Linked DNA regions of Homo sapiens: region 2 is linked to region 1. A link is an interaction called in ENCODE POLR2A ChIA-PET data of the cell type or tissue named here. Cell type or tissue: IMR-90. All regions are shown on one strand. Each heading gives the region's core, and the rest is flanking DNA. Links, peaks and the distances in the headings are about the cores only.

Evidence for each region. ChIA-PET counts read pairs that join two places held together with the same protein. Peaks named below come from ENCODE experiments on the same cell type or tissue, not always from the same donor. Only the 100,000 strongest peaks of a DNase experiment are listed, where the experiment ranks them.
Region 2: POLR2A ChIA-PET joins it to region 1 with 13 read pairs; 3 of 35 experiments call an interaction of 5 or more read pairs at or near these places.

What each region holds. Positions count from the first base shown.
Region 1 is chr7:19,761,953-19,770,156 of GRCh38, reverse strand. The region is part of intron 1 of TMEM196 (transmembrane protein 196); the gene reads left to right. The region is part of intron 1 of LOC107986774 (a long non-coding RNA gene); the gene reads right to left. Among named protein-coding and RNA genes, the nearest start is that of TMEM196, 7.6 kb to the left of the region's middle. In IMR-90, for the core only: no CTCF peak of the experiment used is centred there; no DNase peak of the experiment used is centred there.
Region 2 is chr7:20,319,676-20,327,879 of GRCh38, reverse strand. No RefSeq gene overlaps it. Among named protein-coding and RNA genes, the nearest start is that of ITGB8, 7.1 kb to the left of the region's middle. In IMR-90, for the core only: no CTCF peak of the experiment used is centred there; a DNase peak (open chromatin) is centred at 4,079; H3K27ac peaks cover 1,578 bases.

The DNA of each region.
Region 1 (8,204 bases), core at 2,055-4,554:
AATATCCATGAAAGAAGTATTATTTTATTCTTGATCTTGGAAGTTTATCAGGACTTAGAATCAATGTACTGCAGTGTTAACTAATGCTTCACAGTGTAAGATCTGAAGCCATACTACCTGGTTGCAAATCCCAGATCTACCACTTACTTAGCTGGGTGACTAGCCCAAGTTTCCTTATCTATAAAATGGGGTCATTAAAAGGAACAAATTAAATACAGTTGGCCCTCCCTATTCATAGGGGATTGGTTCCAGGGCACTCCTGGTTACCAAAATCTGAGGATGCTGATGTCCCTTATGTAAAATAGTGCAGTATTTGCAATAACCTAGGCACATCTTCCAATATACCTTACATCATCTCTAGATTACTTATAATACCTAAAACATGTAAATGCTATGTAAATAGTTGTTATACTGTATTTCCTTTGTATTATTATTGTTGTTGTATTGTTTTTTTTCCCAAATATTTTCAATCAGAGGTTGGTTTGTATTCATGGATGCAGGACTTGGGAATATAAAGGGCTGATTGTAATGTTCTTAGTAAATTGAATGGACTGTAGTAAGCACTGAGTAAATATGAGCAGCTAATACTGAGTGCACAGACTGGCAGTGGAGGGCATGAGAAGAGAGAGTCTTTCAGTCAGCATAGATGAAGGCAAAAAACTGGGACAGGTTGGGTTGTGGCCCAGGAAGAGTAGGCTCTTCCATTTTTCTGGGGCTTAGGTGTGTAAGAGGAAGATAAGGATAGAAAAAATGATTGGGGCCAGACCATAGGAGACTGTGTGCCAGTTTGAGGTGACAGAATTACTTTCTCATATTTTGAATAATAATAATAATAATACCCATTCTTACTTCCCCTTCCCAAAGTGATACTAAGGAAATGCAGAAGAAAGCTAGATAGAAAATTATTCATCTCTTTGCTAAATTATGAATTAAAAATCTGGATTATTTATAAATGCCAAATAAGATTTTACAATAATTAACCTGTCACAATACATGTAGTCTACAATCAAACTATATTTTGATTAGTGCTGTAAAACTCCTTTCAACACATTAATATCATTACTATAAGATTGCTGAATTAAATTTAAAAGTCAGTGGAAGTAAAAGCTGCACTATAAAAGGATTATTTTTATATAGAGAGACCCTAAAATCATAAGCTTTTTATCTAGGACAAGTGCATTAAGGTTTTAAGCAACTGCTGCATTTTGATTTTTTGGCCCCGAATATGGAAATACAAAAACCTGAAAGATGGCTTAAAAATAAAGATAAGGGCTTAAAATGTATGAGAAGGATGCTTACACAGATTATTTCCAGGCACTATTTCATCTGATTAATCAGGCAGGGATGCTTCCTGTGATAAATTTTTAAATATGGGCAATTAGAAGGAAAAATCAGTTAACTATAATTTCATAGAGAAAGAAAGCTATAGGTGTCATTATAGCATTTTTGTTTCTTCTTGATTCTTTGTTATAGCTGATATGGTCATCTACAATGAAAGCACAAAATCAGAGGCATAACTGTTAGATAACAATTAATAAACTATTGAGTAAAATGCCTTGGAAAAGATATAGTCATGTGAATTATAACTGATGTATCAGATTTATAGACAGGAAGTAAAATGGACAGAGCTCTGTTTCCAAGTTGCTGTGTGAAAGTCACTCTTCTCAGCCTCCAGTGCATCATCTATAATGGGAATGGACTAGGTTTAGTAGCACACAGATTTATAAATCCCTGAGAATTTTATTGCTGTAGGTTGAGATTTGGAAATCTAAAGATTCAAATGATGGTATCCAGAACAAAATATGATGCTAAGTTGTATTTTATATATATTATGCTAAAATTCCATCCATCTATTAACATATCTGATAATATCCTGTAAAACTTAATTTATTAAACAAACTTTTCTAAGCCTAGTTCTCCCACATGTAAACCACGAGGTAGTATTTTTAAATATTTAAAAGTTTTCTTATCTAAATCATTTAATGTTTACAGGTTTTATTGCTTATTTTTCTGGAGCATATTTGATCTACAAATTATATCTTTATCTGCTTAATAAATCTGATGTTTTGCTTCAGCGAAATTTACAGCATAGCCAACACACATACCTTTTATGTAGACTGTTGGTTTACCATGGCAACAACTCAGCCAATTGTAGGATTTTGTTGAAATTCACCTCTGTGCATTCTGATCTATATTATAGCAATCCAAATGAGATGCTGTATATAAATCATAGCTGCTCCAAAGTATTATTTTTAATATTTAAGCTTTTAAAATATATTTAATAAAAAAGAAATAAAATAAAGTGAAAGAAACCTCTCAGTTACTGCAAATGTACACAATTTGAAACTAGTGTGTCTCTAACCAGGTAATACATCATTTTTTCTCCCACATCAAGTACTTAACATAAGGGATTCATATCCTTTAGCATAAGATGAAAATGCTGCTCCTATCCCCCCAAAAAATTACAAACGTATTTTTATGGCCCATTTTAAAATTAACTGAAATTATACAAGTAATTTATAAATATGTTCAAAATGTTGTTCAAAGTTATAACTAAAGTCCTTTTCCCTACTCCCTCATCAAAATCAGGCACCATTATTTTATTATAGTTTCACAGACATTTCGCCATGTAGAAAAAATAGTTTTGTTCTGGGCATATAAACCAATTTTCATCAAATTTTTGCATATAATAAAGTCCACTAATGGATTCTGTAGAGCCCAGGTAAAGAATCTCTTTCTTATATGATTAATACTCTCATTTGCAAATGCTACTGATTATCCACTGGGCATAAGCAGTTGGATGATTGACAATCAGATAAGTTAGGCAAGCCAAACTACTGGGAAATATAGTTATTATTCAGGGGGCCATACCATGCGTCAAAAGAGATGTAAATATGTGTTTATTTCTGGTGTAAATTGATAGTGGTATAATAGAAAATTTGGTGAGTTTTGTCACATTTTTCTTTATTTCATGAATTTCTTAGTCTAGATTCTGTTCACATGTAAATCGCACATACTGGAATTTCTATCCAAAGTCCATGACAAAATCTGCTTTGAGATTTTTGTTCTTATTCAAGGGTATAACTGGTCTTGAAGTCTTTGTCCTAGAAACATTAAGAGATAACTAATAATATTTGCATCAGTCACCTACTAATTGACAGTTTGCTTGATAGAAACATCTGAATAAATTCAAAACTTTTAATTTGGACATTTTTGCCTAAAATATATCTTAGTTCGGTCTCTGTATTGCCTTAATTATGAGCCAGATTATCCAATGTGTACTTTGAATAGAACCAAACTATCTAACTTTTTTGTATATTCATTTGGTTTTCATGCAACAATTAATCATATTGGTAGATTAATCCACCCTGAAATGTCTCTCCTTGGCTTCAATAAAAGCTATAATAGATTTTGATGTGTGTGTGTGTGTATGCACTTGCATACACACACACGCAAACTAAAGGTGACCAAAGGTGAGAGAAACTGCAACAGTTTTTGGGTTTGAACCATCATTTTACTTGTGAAGTGATCCAAATTTCATTTCACTACTGCATTAAAAAAGTTATATATATATGTGTATATGATCCTATATTTATCATATGTAATATATATGATCCTATATATTTTATATATATATACACATACACACATGAGATCCTATTCACGCAAATGGAACTCCTGTACCTAAATAACTAGGTCCAGCATTGGTCTAAATATTTAAATTTGTCTTAGTAATCTAGAGAAATTTTCTTGCGGCCACTCTGCAGATAGATGTTCCAACATGCGAAATGGACAATGCCTTGATAATTAGACTCTCATTGAGCATATTTCTAGAAAAGAGAAAGAGAGAAGAAACTGTGTGACTACTTTCCCCTGTAATGTACAAAGCCATGCAGTCCTTATAACTGCAGATCTAATCTATATATACTTCATTAAAATTAAATGACAATCAGATTAGATTTATACATCTCACTCAATATAACGGTATCAGTGGAAAAGTTTTATTTCTTCACCAAATCACAGTCTCATTATTCCTAAAAGGAGGAAAATATTAGTACCTATTTCATGGAGTTCTTGTGAATCTCAGAAAACGATGTTTCTAAAGCTGCTAGTTCTGGGCCTGGCATAGAGTAAGAGATCAGTGAGCATCAGCTGCTGCTTTCTCTCTGCTGGCCTGTGCTGCTCCTTGCCTCCCTAGGACCTAGAGTCCACTAGTGATGCTCTGGCTCTCAATATTTCTCCCACACCTTTCATCAACCCTAGTTTGACCCATTCTTTTTGTTTTCGTTGTTCCTGAATGGTATGTATCTAGTTAGGTTTTGATTTAATTAGGATATTTACATTAGCAACTATGAAAATGTACCAAAATATCTATATTAGAAAAGTTTTGTAAATACTTAGTCTAAAACTGAATGAGGAAACATAAAACACCTCTTCTTTTGTTTTTCTTTTGGAGTGAGAGAGGGTGGTAGAAACTCTATCATAAAGCTACTTGGCAATCAGATTAACAAGATAATTATATAAATTAGGCAAATCGAATAGTGTGAATATGGTGACCATTATTTATGCCATAAAACAAAGTATTCAAAAAACATTTAGAACTATGTAAATACTTGTTGAAAAGTGAAAGTACAAATTAACACATCTAATAAAGATGCTTAATATCTTAGAAACTTGAACTGCCTGAATAGTAGCTTCACAAGCCATGTTTATTACATGATGTATTATTCACAGATACCTCAATTAAATACCTAGATTTCAATAATGACTATTATAACCTTAACTGGTGTCCATGATTTATTAGTACCAATAGTAAAACTCCCAAGAAGCAACTCTAAGTTCCATTAGTTCGTAATCTATTGTTAAATATTGAATAAAACCATGTGGTCAAGGCAAAAAGAAAATATTAATGGTTAAATAAATAGATCAACTTGGGAGATAGAGTGCCCTGATCTATTTACCCTATAGAAATAATTCTAGACATGATTTATTAATAGTTAACTAATGTCCAGATGCTTCCATATGTATTATTATTTCTAATTTTAACAACTTTATGAAAAATGTGGTATTTTATAAAGTTTAAGTAGAAAAAGGAACTTACTTATTTAAGTAATTTAATCCACTGTTATTTAATCAGCTTAGTCAGTACTTTAAGTCAGAGCAATATTGTTTCAAAGTCTATACTTTTTCTATTGTGTTGTGTGGGACTTTGGAAATTTTCATGAAAAACTTTCGCTGAGGCCTGACCTCATTATTTGCTCCCCACCCTTGAATACATGGACCAGGCAGGATGTCTTAAAGGCTAAGTCCCAATCATTCTTTTTATCTATTTTCCGGAAGAGACTAGCACAGTCAATCAATCAACAAGCACAACCTCCATGTTACCAGAATTTTGCATCTAAGATATTGGACCTAAATCGTTCCTGCCATTAAAGCTTAAGCCTTAGTGTTGAATTATGAATCTCAAACTATCCTTAAATATTATGAGGGCTGGTCAGTATAGCACATGACAACAAATTTAAACAGAGTTCATAATAAAAGGCATAAGCAAGAGATCACTTTCTCTTCATCTAAGCCTTGAAGACAGAATAGGTTTCCAGTGGGCAGAGGAGGAAAAGTGTGCAAAGCAAAACTATTAACATTTGTAAAGTCATGGAGAAGAGGTAAAGGCAATGAAATGGAGTCTTTGTGGGTCACTGAGGATATCAGCCTTGTTAGGGTGAGACATGTTCATGTAAAAACTGCAAAATGAAGATCTGCCTCAACTAAAAAAGATGGTACCAGTCTTGAAAAGGTCCTGAAAGAATGCCAAGACTGGTCTGCTCTTGATACCCTGCTAGGCTTGGAGAGCTCTGCAGGGCAGAACTTGACAATCATGAGTTCAAGACAGTTAAGCCCAGGCAATGCTGCTCAATTTCAAGGCAGAATGCCAGCTGGGTTCTGAGATGTACATCCTGGATCAAAAGAAAGACTTGAGGAAATTCTTGAAATTGAGGAAAATTAAATTTACCATCACAAATCTAACCACATTTTCAAGTGTCATTCCTGTTGATGGTAGATTTTTAAACTTGCAAGTTTCTTATGTTCAGTGAATCTCACAGCTGGCTGGCATATAAAAATAGAAATTTGTGCATTTAATTGGAGATATTGGCATAATACAAAGAAGTGAGAATAGGTTTGGAAGCTATTAAGATCTGGGTTCGTATTCTACCTCTAGCACTTTTTAATTGTTTAGGCTTGACTGAGTTACATTATCTCACTGAACAATCAGTTAATTCATCTGCAAAACAGAAATACTATCACTTATCTCATGGAGTTGTTCTAAAAATTAAATGTGATATTTATATTATTCAATATACACATTAGATATTGAAAAACCATGTCTGACCCACAACAATGGGATGCATATTTTTGTCATTTTTCTGGAAAATCTATAATCTGTGTGTGGTTTCTATTCGTCGTTTATAGACATATTTATTTTTATACATTTATGAAGAGGATCTTGCTGTAAGACCATTGATGAAATTGACCTTGGACTCTAGGCTTGCTAACATTTAGGTCATATACCCTCTCTTAGAAACTGTTTACTCTACATAACTGATTTTGTTCCTTAGTAATAGTTGTGATTTGGTGTGCATGTTCCAGAGTCCCAGGAATAATTGTTTTAGATCAATGTTGGAATACCAAGGTATAATTTTTGTTTGTTCTACCAAACAGAGACATATGTTTGATTTTCTTGTTATATTTGGCAGGGTTTTTGGAATTCTTAGTTGCCTTCTTTTTAAATTTGTACCCTGCCAATTATTTTTCCATATGGATTATTCTGAGGAATTAAAATAATATCAATGATGTTGATAACAGCAATGGCAGCTTATGTTTATAATAAACCACATTGCCCAAGAAATCCAACTGCTTTCGTTACACCATTTATCCCAGCAGATAAATTTATTCACTTAAGGGATGAGAGACTAAAGGATTTAGGCTTTAGTGATTTAAGATCAGAAAGTGAAACCAGTAACAGAAGTAGGATAAAAATCAAAATCACCTAAAGAGAGAAATATGTGTAGGAGTCTGTGTGTGCACACCCAGGCACAGAGAAGGTAAAAAGATAAGCAATTCCTAGGAAAAAGTTGGTAATTGTCATCGATATACAATTTAATCTGCATTTAGGCTGCTATTACCCTGACTTGGGGGCAAGTTCCTAATGCCATGACCTTCTGTGCAGCTATGTTTGTTTCCATAACTGGCTAGCTTTCGGAAACCGCTATGCATGTTGGATGAACATTCATCTGTTGTGTTGGCAATTCTTGGGAAGAACATAACTTCCATTCCTTAATCCCCTAGGGTCACTGGCTATTTTCAAATATGTAAGAGCAGGTCACAAATCAGACTCAAAGCTGGCACAACTCAAGGGAGTAATTTTTTTTCTTTCTCCTTCACTAAATTCATCATCTACATTTTAAACCCTATTATAGTTTCCACATGTTTCAAGTTGTGAGCTTTATATCTGAATGTTGTCCTAAGCTATAGCCAAGTACATTTTAGTCATACTTGATGTGAAAGAATCTTAAACATAAAATATAAGCAAAATGATGTAAATTGGAATAACCTACATTAATATAAAACTACTTTAAGTTACATAAATACACTTATTAAATTGTTATTATGAACTATATAATACAGTCGCACAAGTATATAAAAAGTTTAAGTTACTGCAGTAACTAGAATATTATTGATAATATTATCCATACATTGATGCTTAATATTAATCACATTCCTTTTTACTTCCCTCTAGAAGTAATCACTATTATAATGGTTTATATGAATTTAATTTTAAAATTTATTTATTCATTATATTTGACTAAGATAACACAAATTTGAACTCCAAAGAGAAACTCTTCTGGTTTTTTTACTACTATCTATGAGACGGGTTTTCTTTTGTTTTAAGAGCCTATGTGAATAATGACTATAACTAAGATTTATTTAGAAAAATGACATTTAAATATACTGCAAATTCAAAGTTCCCCTTATATAAAATTCACAAGTTTGGTTATGATTTTTCTGTCACTTTTGAAGCAGAAACAGCTCTAACACCTAAAAGCCTTATTTACTTAGCATGCTCAAAATATTCAAGAGATAATTTTTTAAAAAAGAAAAAACGATCACAAAACAGAATTGGAACAGAACACAATGCATAATGCATT
Region 2 (8,204 bases), core at 2,653-5,152, 560 kb before region 1:
GCTGGGATTATAGGTGTAAGACACCACATACAGCTGTGGCTATTCACACTTTAACTAGATGTGCCCAAATTATTGATCTCATAGTGGCACCTACAGACACATTTGAATTTTAATGTTACATCTTTTTGAAGTTGGGATCAGAGCCATTCAGTACGTTTTGGGTGGGTATTCACAAGTTATCTATAAGCTTGCCTGAGACATCTCAGAAGATGATTAATGGTCAGACCAGTGAGATATATTATTGTGACTATGACCTCTAGCTTCTTCTAATGATAAAGTACATAAATTGCTTGAAGGTATTTTTCACTGAATTGTTACATAAGACAGTGTTTCTCATACTGTAGACTGAAGACTGCATACAACACAATCCCCCATAGAGTAATTCTGAGTTCTAATTCCTTGTCTCTATTCCAGGAGATTCTGAATTAGTAGATCTTGTATGGTGCTCAGCAATCTGCATTATACCAAGGTCCTCAAATGGTTTTTATATGCTCTGAAGTTTAAGAACTTCCTACTTTAATGGGTTAATACAGAGACTCCTTAAAGGCCTCATGAGTGTTTAATAACAGAGATCAGTGTCAGGTGCAAATTCAAAGAAAAATGAACTGCTGGAGCCAGTGTCTCTTGCCAAGATAGTTTATGGATGACTCAATCTGTGAGATATTAATGTTTTCTGAAACAAGACTTCCATGATTAAGCTTGGGAAATGCTGAATTAAAGTCAAATTAAATCCCTTACTAGAGGAATTTCCGGAAACTCAATAGAGCAGCATGCCATTAGATTCTCCAAAGGAAGAAACCTGTATGAGAGAACATCTCACAGATTAATTTTCCTCGAAGCATGCTACAGAGCTAGCCCCATTTTACAAATGTGGAAACTGAGACAAAGACTGGCAAAGAAACCAACCTCACTTTTTCAAGGGAATTCATGAGCAGGCAGAAATCAGAGCTCTGATTCTCCTCAATTATCTCATATTGTGATGACTTCTAGTTTCAAGTAAAGAGTCAGATTATGGCTGTTCTAAGTAAAAAAGGAAACTATTGGCTGGGTGTGGTGGCTCACACCTGTAATCCCAGCACTTTGGGAGGCCAAGGCAGGAGAATCACCTGAGGTCAGGAGTTCGAGACCAGCCTGGCCAACATGGCAAAACCCGTCTCTACTAAAAATGTAAAATTAGCCTGGCATGGTGGCACACACATGTAGCCCCAGCTATGTGAGAGGCTGAGGCATGAGAATTGCTTAAACCCTGGAGGTGGAGGTTGCGATGAGCTGAAATTACATCACTGTACTCCAGCCTGGGTAACAGAATGACACACAGTCTCAAAAAAAAAAAAAAAAAGGAAATTCTTGAAAGAAAATTGGGAGCCCACAGAATCACAGAATCAGCAGGAAGCTGGGAGACTACGACTAACCAAGGCCAGAAAACACGGAGGCATAAGCAGTAGCAGGAAGTGTCTAACTCTTAAGAACAACTTTGAATCCTCCCTTTGCTTTGGATCACTTGCTCAAGATTCAAAATCCTTGTTGGGAATATCTAGTTTTCAGAATTTTCATCATATGTTAGTACACTGGCTTTCTGGGTGTGGGAAAAGGAGAGAAGGGGCTCTCATCTTCAGCTTTCTTGGTAGAAAATATGGGTACTTTTGAATGAAACATTTTATCCGTGCATAGTCTAATCCTGTGCACAGACCCTGTGCATAGTGTTATCCTTTTATAGCATGCAGTAAAATAATACTTGTTTAGTCTTTAACTCATCGTCAGAAAGATGATGTCCCTGGCTCACCACTTCATCACATACAACTGGAAGTCTGTGTGCTAGAAGTGCTAGGGAATGAACAACATTCCTGGGTGCTGTCTTAACTGTGCACCAACCAGATGGGAAGTGAGGTATAAATACCCCAGCTCCCCTGTTTCTTGTATGAAGTCACTTTAGGCCTTGTGTTCTACACTATTTTTGAGCTAGTTTTTAATTTTCAATCTATCATGGATTGATACTTAAATAACATAAAGTAAAAATGAATTATTGGAAAAATGGGTATCACTAAAATGTCAAATTGCTATAAAAGTTTCTTAGTACTTTTAATTTTTATACATTCTTTGTCCTGGGCCAGTCTCAAACAGTAGAAGGACTGGTACTGCCACACGTTACATTTTGAGTAATATTTAGCACCATTTTCCAAAGTTCCCCTGTAGGAGTAAGCTATACTTGGTCACAGTGATAATTGCATTCAAATAGATCCTTCGTTGGTTGTCTTTCCTTCCTTCATTTCCCTGTGACCCCCAATATTTCCTGGTGTCAGGGTCCTCTTCTGGAGAAAACTACATTAAGACAAGCAATAAATGTGACTGGAAACTAACCGCTGGTGTCCTGCCTGTATGAATTTAAATTCTTTTCTTGTCTGGCTATAAGACAACCACAGTGCAAAAAAGCACATGGGCTTTAGAGTCTTATGAAGTAAATTTGAATCTGCTACCCACTAGCTATAGAATCATAGGTAACTTATTTAATTTTCTGCAGCCTCAACTCATTTATGTAATGACTATATTAAAACAACTATCAAAATTACCAATTAAAATGAAGTATCACTACACTCCTATTAGAACAGCCAAAATCCCAAACACTGGTAATATCAAATGCTGACAAGGACATAGGGCAATCCGAACCATCATCACTGCTGGTGGGAATGCCACTTTGGAAGATGGTTTGGCAGTTTCTCACAAAACTAAATGATCCAGCAATTGTGCTCCTTGGTATTTACCCAAAGGAGTTGAAAGCTATGTCTACCCCAAAGCCTGCACATGAATATTGTACCAATTTTATTCATAATTGCCCAAACTTGGAAGTAACCAAGATGTCCTCAGTAAGTGAGTAGATAAATAAATTGTGGTACATCCAGACAATAGAATATTACTCAGGACTAAAAATAAATGAATTATCAAGCCATGGGATGACTTGAAGGAAGCTTAAATGCATATTACTAAGTGAAGGACACCAACCAAAAAGTCTAAATGCTGTTTGATTCCAACCCTGAGACATTTTGGAAAGGCAATCTGATGGAGACAGTAAAAAGATAGTGTTTACCTGGGACTTGGAGAAGGAGAGATGAATAGGTGGAGCGTAGAAGATTTGCAGGGCAATGAAACTACTCTGTATGGTACTGCAGTGGTGGAATCATGGCATTATGCATTTGTCAAAACCCATGTAATGCACAATACTGAGTGAACCCTAATGTAAACTATGGACTCTGGGTGATAATCATATGCCAATGTTGATTGATCGATTGTAACAGATGTGTGATGTTGATAGTGGCTGAGCCCATGTGGCGGCAGGGAGTATATCGGAACTCTGTACTTACCCCTTAATTTTGCTGTGAACCTAAAAGTGCTCTAAAAATTAAAGTCTGTAAAATACAAACACACACCACACAAAACTACCCTGTAAAATAATTGTAAAAAATCAAAAGAGGTCATGAGCGAAACATGTTAGAATTCATCATATATTATCCCAAGGATTTTTGCAATGGTAATTAGGACTATTTTAATTTCATAATATAAACAACCTTGAAAATACATGAATACTTATTTCAAGACTTGCATATTGTCATAAAAATAACATCAAATATCTTTGGTTTTGCTGAATACATAACTTTTCCTTTTCTGGTAACTATACTATTCTTTACTCACATGAATAGATGTAGTGAGCATGTCTTTTTATAGAAGTCTGTAATCCTAGCATTCTTTATGACAATCTAGTTTTATGTCTCCTTAATCAAACAAAATTGTTCCACAATCTTTTTAGTCTGAAGTCATCTCTGTACAGTTTGATATACAACTGCATGAAAGCTTCACTTACTTGTATGTGCCAGAGACACATACGCTTAATACTGCCTTTTATTTAAAATTTAACATGTTTACACTAATATGTAGCTAGGGGGGTAAATGAATATGCAATAAGTATTAAGTATTGCTTTATTGCTCAGATTTCTAAATGGACAGCAGTATAAAGGACCAACAGCTGGTTCTCTCAAATAGAGGTATCAGCAGACATTATAAAGACAACATTTCACCATTGACATAGTTCATCTGTTGAGCCACCGTGGAATGTGGACTGATTTGCACATCATTACACAGCTAAAGGCCTTTCTGAACTTCAATAACTCAGAGGGAGCTCACAACTAAAATTCTCCCTTTCAGCATTTTCTCATGATCGCATAGCCTCTGGAGAGTGAAGTCACTACAAAATTTAAATTATTCTAATCAAATTCACATGGAATTTTTATACTTGGAATACTGCCATTCTCAGCCCCCTTCTCCAATTTCAAAATTACTTCATGTTTCACCTTGAAGAATGTGACCTTTTAACATAGTGAGGAAATTCTTTGCATTTTAGGCACAGGATATTCAATTTAAACATTCATTTAATAAATATGTAAATATTTATTGAACATTTACTATGTGTAAAGTGATGGGCCCTATGGAAAACACAAGCATCAATAGAACCCAATCCCTTTTTTGAAAGATACTATAATCTGATTTGGAAACAATATGTAATAATAATAAAAAAGATGACTCATTTGGTAAATTGTTAAAAGTAAGATAGCTCAGAAATAGAACCCAATATTAATAGCAATTTAATATAACGTAAGTCATGCTTCAAAAATCAATGAAGACGGGATAAATAATACATGGTGTTGGGACAATTATTAGCTACTTGGACAAAAACTTAATCTAGAAACTTCCTTTATATCAAAATATATTCATGATAAACTAAAGAACTTAGTGTAAAACTAGGACACAATATAGGTCAGTATTTTCTGGCGTTGGCAATGAAAGTTCTTTCTACATGTAAAAATAATTTATCCAATTTAAAGAAAACAAATGGACACATTTGATGATACTTTTTTTAAACCTTAGGTATTTATAACTATTGCAGAAATGGGTGAAAACACATACCATAGAATATGCTCATACAAACGTATAAGAAAACATTACAATAGATAAATGTGTAAAGAGGATAGGGAATACAGATGCTTAAAGAAATGGAAAAAGCCCAGCTTTACTAGTTACCAAAAAAATACTAATTTAAGAAATGAGATACTATTGGTACCCATCAAATACTCAAAGACTTTAAAAAGCACGGTGGCTCACGCCTGTAATCCCAGCACTTTGGGAGGCCGAGGTGGGCAGATCACGAGGTCAGGAGATTGAGACCATCCTGGCTAACACGATGAAACCCCGTCTCTACTAAAAATACAAAAAAGTAGCCGGGCGTGGTGGCGGGCGCCTCTAGTCCCAGCTACTCAGGAGGCTGAGGTAGGAGAATGGAGTGAACCCGGGAGGCGGAGCTTGCAGCGAGCCGAGATGGCGCCACTGCACTCCAGCCTGGGCAAGAGTGAGAGACTCCGTCTCAAAAAAAAAAAAAAAAAAAAAAGACTTAAAAAAATGACAGTATTTAGTGGTAGCTAGGTTAAAATAGGAACTCATTTATAGTGAAATTGTAAATTGGCCCTAACTTTTTTTGTAATCAGTTGGCATTATGTAATAAAATCTTTAAAATATTTGAAATACAATTCCCATATCTGGGAATTTAGTCCTCTGAAGGTTCAGAAATATAAGAAATTTATTTATAAAGATCTGCTTTTCAGCATGATATACAATTGCAACATAAAATGAAAACAATATTTTTGGCCATTCGAACCCTTTTCAACCTAAAGTAGCAGGGAAGTCTATCAAGATTTTAAGTGTACCACAGGTATCATTGTTCCCTTTTACAGATGTATGCTAGACAACCCCTGTCTTTCATTAGTTTACAAATTATATTAATCGTGTCTTAGTGAAGCATCTGAAATCTTTTCTATTCCCTTTACCCTCTTTACTCCTTAGTAAAACTTCATAGTTCAGGCTTTTTTTTTTTTTTTTTTTTTTTTTTTTTTCGGGAACTCTTAGCCCTCCTTTCTCCACAGTAGTAGGAGAGTTTTCCTTTGGAGACAGAAATCTAAGCTTTTTGTCCTCTTCTTAAACCCTTCTATGGTTCGTTTAATGCCACTCTCCAACCTTTCTCCTAGGCCATGAAGAGACCTTTAGCATCAGCTATGAAACCTTGGACATTCTGGCCCCAAATCACATTCCCAGTACCCTTTTCTATGAAATCCTCTGCCCTTTCTCAACTGTGTTTACCCTAGGCTCTTCAGAAGAGAATCCTGGTTTTCTATAAGCACTTTCACTTACCTTTTCATAGGCTTCATTCTTGGCCAGACATGTTTTTTCCTCCACTTTTTTTTTTTCCTCATTTGTCCTACTTGATTGTCAAGCATCATTTCTATTGCCACTTCTGCAAGGTCTTTTCAAATTCCTCTGGGCATGATTTACAATGTCTTTCCTTTTAAGTCATTAAACATTTTCTCATTAAAAAAGTAATATGTTTTTATTATAGAAAACATTACATTTTCGTGATGAATCTTATTTGCTTTATTTTTATGTACCTGTGTTCATACTAGATTTATCTTTTTTTGTTGTACTTTTTGTGATTATCTTTCTATGTTACATATTATTCCATAGTGGCTGTGGCGCCTAGTATACTTAAATATGCTGTGTGATTGCACCAGATTCTTGGCAGTGAAATATATTTAGTGTACTCAAATTGGGCAATTTGAGGAGAATTTTCTGATAACCGTGGGATAGGGTGTTAGTGATAGCACAGTATCCCTGAGTTAGAAACAGTGTGCATGGGGGCAGGGCGCAGAACAGAATGCATCACTATCCTTAGGCTTCAAAAGACGAGAGAAGCATATATTACTGAACCTTAGGGAGATTGAGTTATGTGAAGAGGGCCACGTGAAAGGCTGTTTTACCGTTTTACCTTTGTTCAAGAATGGTGGCCAGCCTGAGGCTATCTGCGGAAAGGGGACAGGGAAAATAACTACTCCTACTTCATTCTTCTTCTCATCTTCAATTTTATCAAGACGTACCATTAGTAAAGTTCATACCAAAGCCAGAAGGTAGTGGAGCCACAGTCAGAGTCTTAGGAAGGCTGGTCTCTTATAGCGGAGGGCAATTGGAGAGAGAAGCTGGTGGGGCAAACAGAAGACACTTGACATACCTCAATGTTGGAGTGTGTTCTGTTTATAGTTTTTGGCCATTTTATTAATAAACATATTTGCATGCATCTTTATCCAAATTTTTTAATATTTAGGATTCTTTTCTTAGGAAAAGTTCCCAAGGTAAAATTACTGGGTCAAAGGTTAGATACATTCTGAAGGCTCCTAACACTTACTGCCAAATAGCTTTGCTTTTCCAAGAGATTGTACAAATTCATCCTCCAACCAGAAAACCACGAAAGCACTTTTTAATTATATTTTAAACCCTGGGGAATGTAACCCTCAGGAAAAGCTTTCTGACAACGAGTAAGAAAGAAAGGGTGGGTGTGGTTGGGAGGACAGTTGCTAGTCTGGAGTTAGAAGAAGATAGGGCCAGCCAAAAGACCCAAAGAAATAAGAATTAAAGGACTTGATGAGACGCTTTGTCCAGTTAAGATCCCAATGCTGGGGATGGATTGTGTACTTTGAAATGGCTTTTTAAGTTAGCCTTCCAGCAGGAAACAGAAAGCAGACAAACTGAGTAGTTGAGGACTGTAGGGAAGGTTTTAAGAAAAGGAACAACCGGTGGTATATTCCTCTGGGACTTGTAATAGTGGAGAACCTTAACATCCCTGGCTTGGAGGAACAGTAAAAGACAATATTTCAAGGGACACACACATACACTCACACATGGGGGATGGGGGGCTGTGTAAGGAGGAACTCCAAATAGGAAGAAGGGATTAAATCAATGGACCAGCAGGGGGAAAGTGGGGCAAATAAATGCCCTGACTTGCATTTCTCTCCACCCTCCAAACTCCTGCCAGTGCTCCCAGATGGGCCAAACTCAATGGAAGCTAGAGGTAAAGTAGTCCTTTAACGCATTCTATACCAGCCAGCTTCCTGGGGGCACAGAGTGGGTAGAGAAGGAAACTGGATGGGCAAATGGAAACTATCCAACAGATTTAGGTTTAAAGGATATCAGATGGCCAAGGGAAAAGAAATTAGCTTTATTAAGGTACCCATAATCTATCTTGGCAAGGTTAGCAAAAGAAATACAAAAATTGCTAGTCTAAATTTTACATATTCAATTCATCATTAAGTGTTTGTATTTTTTGCTAACTAAGGTCT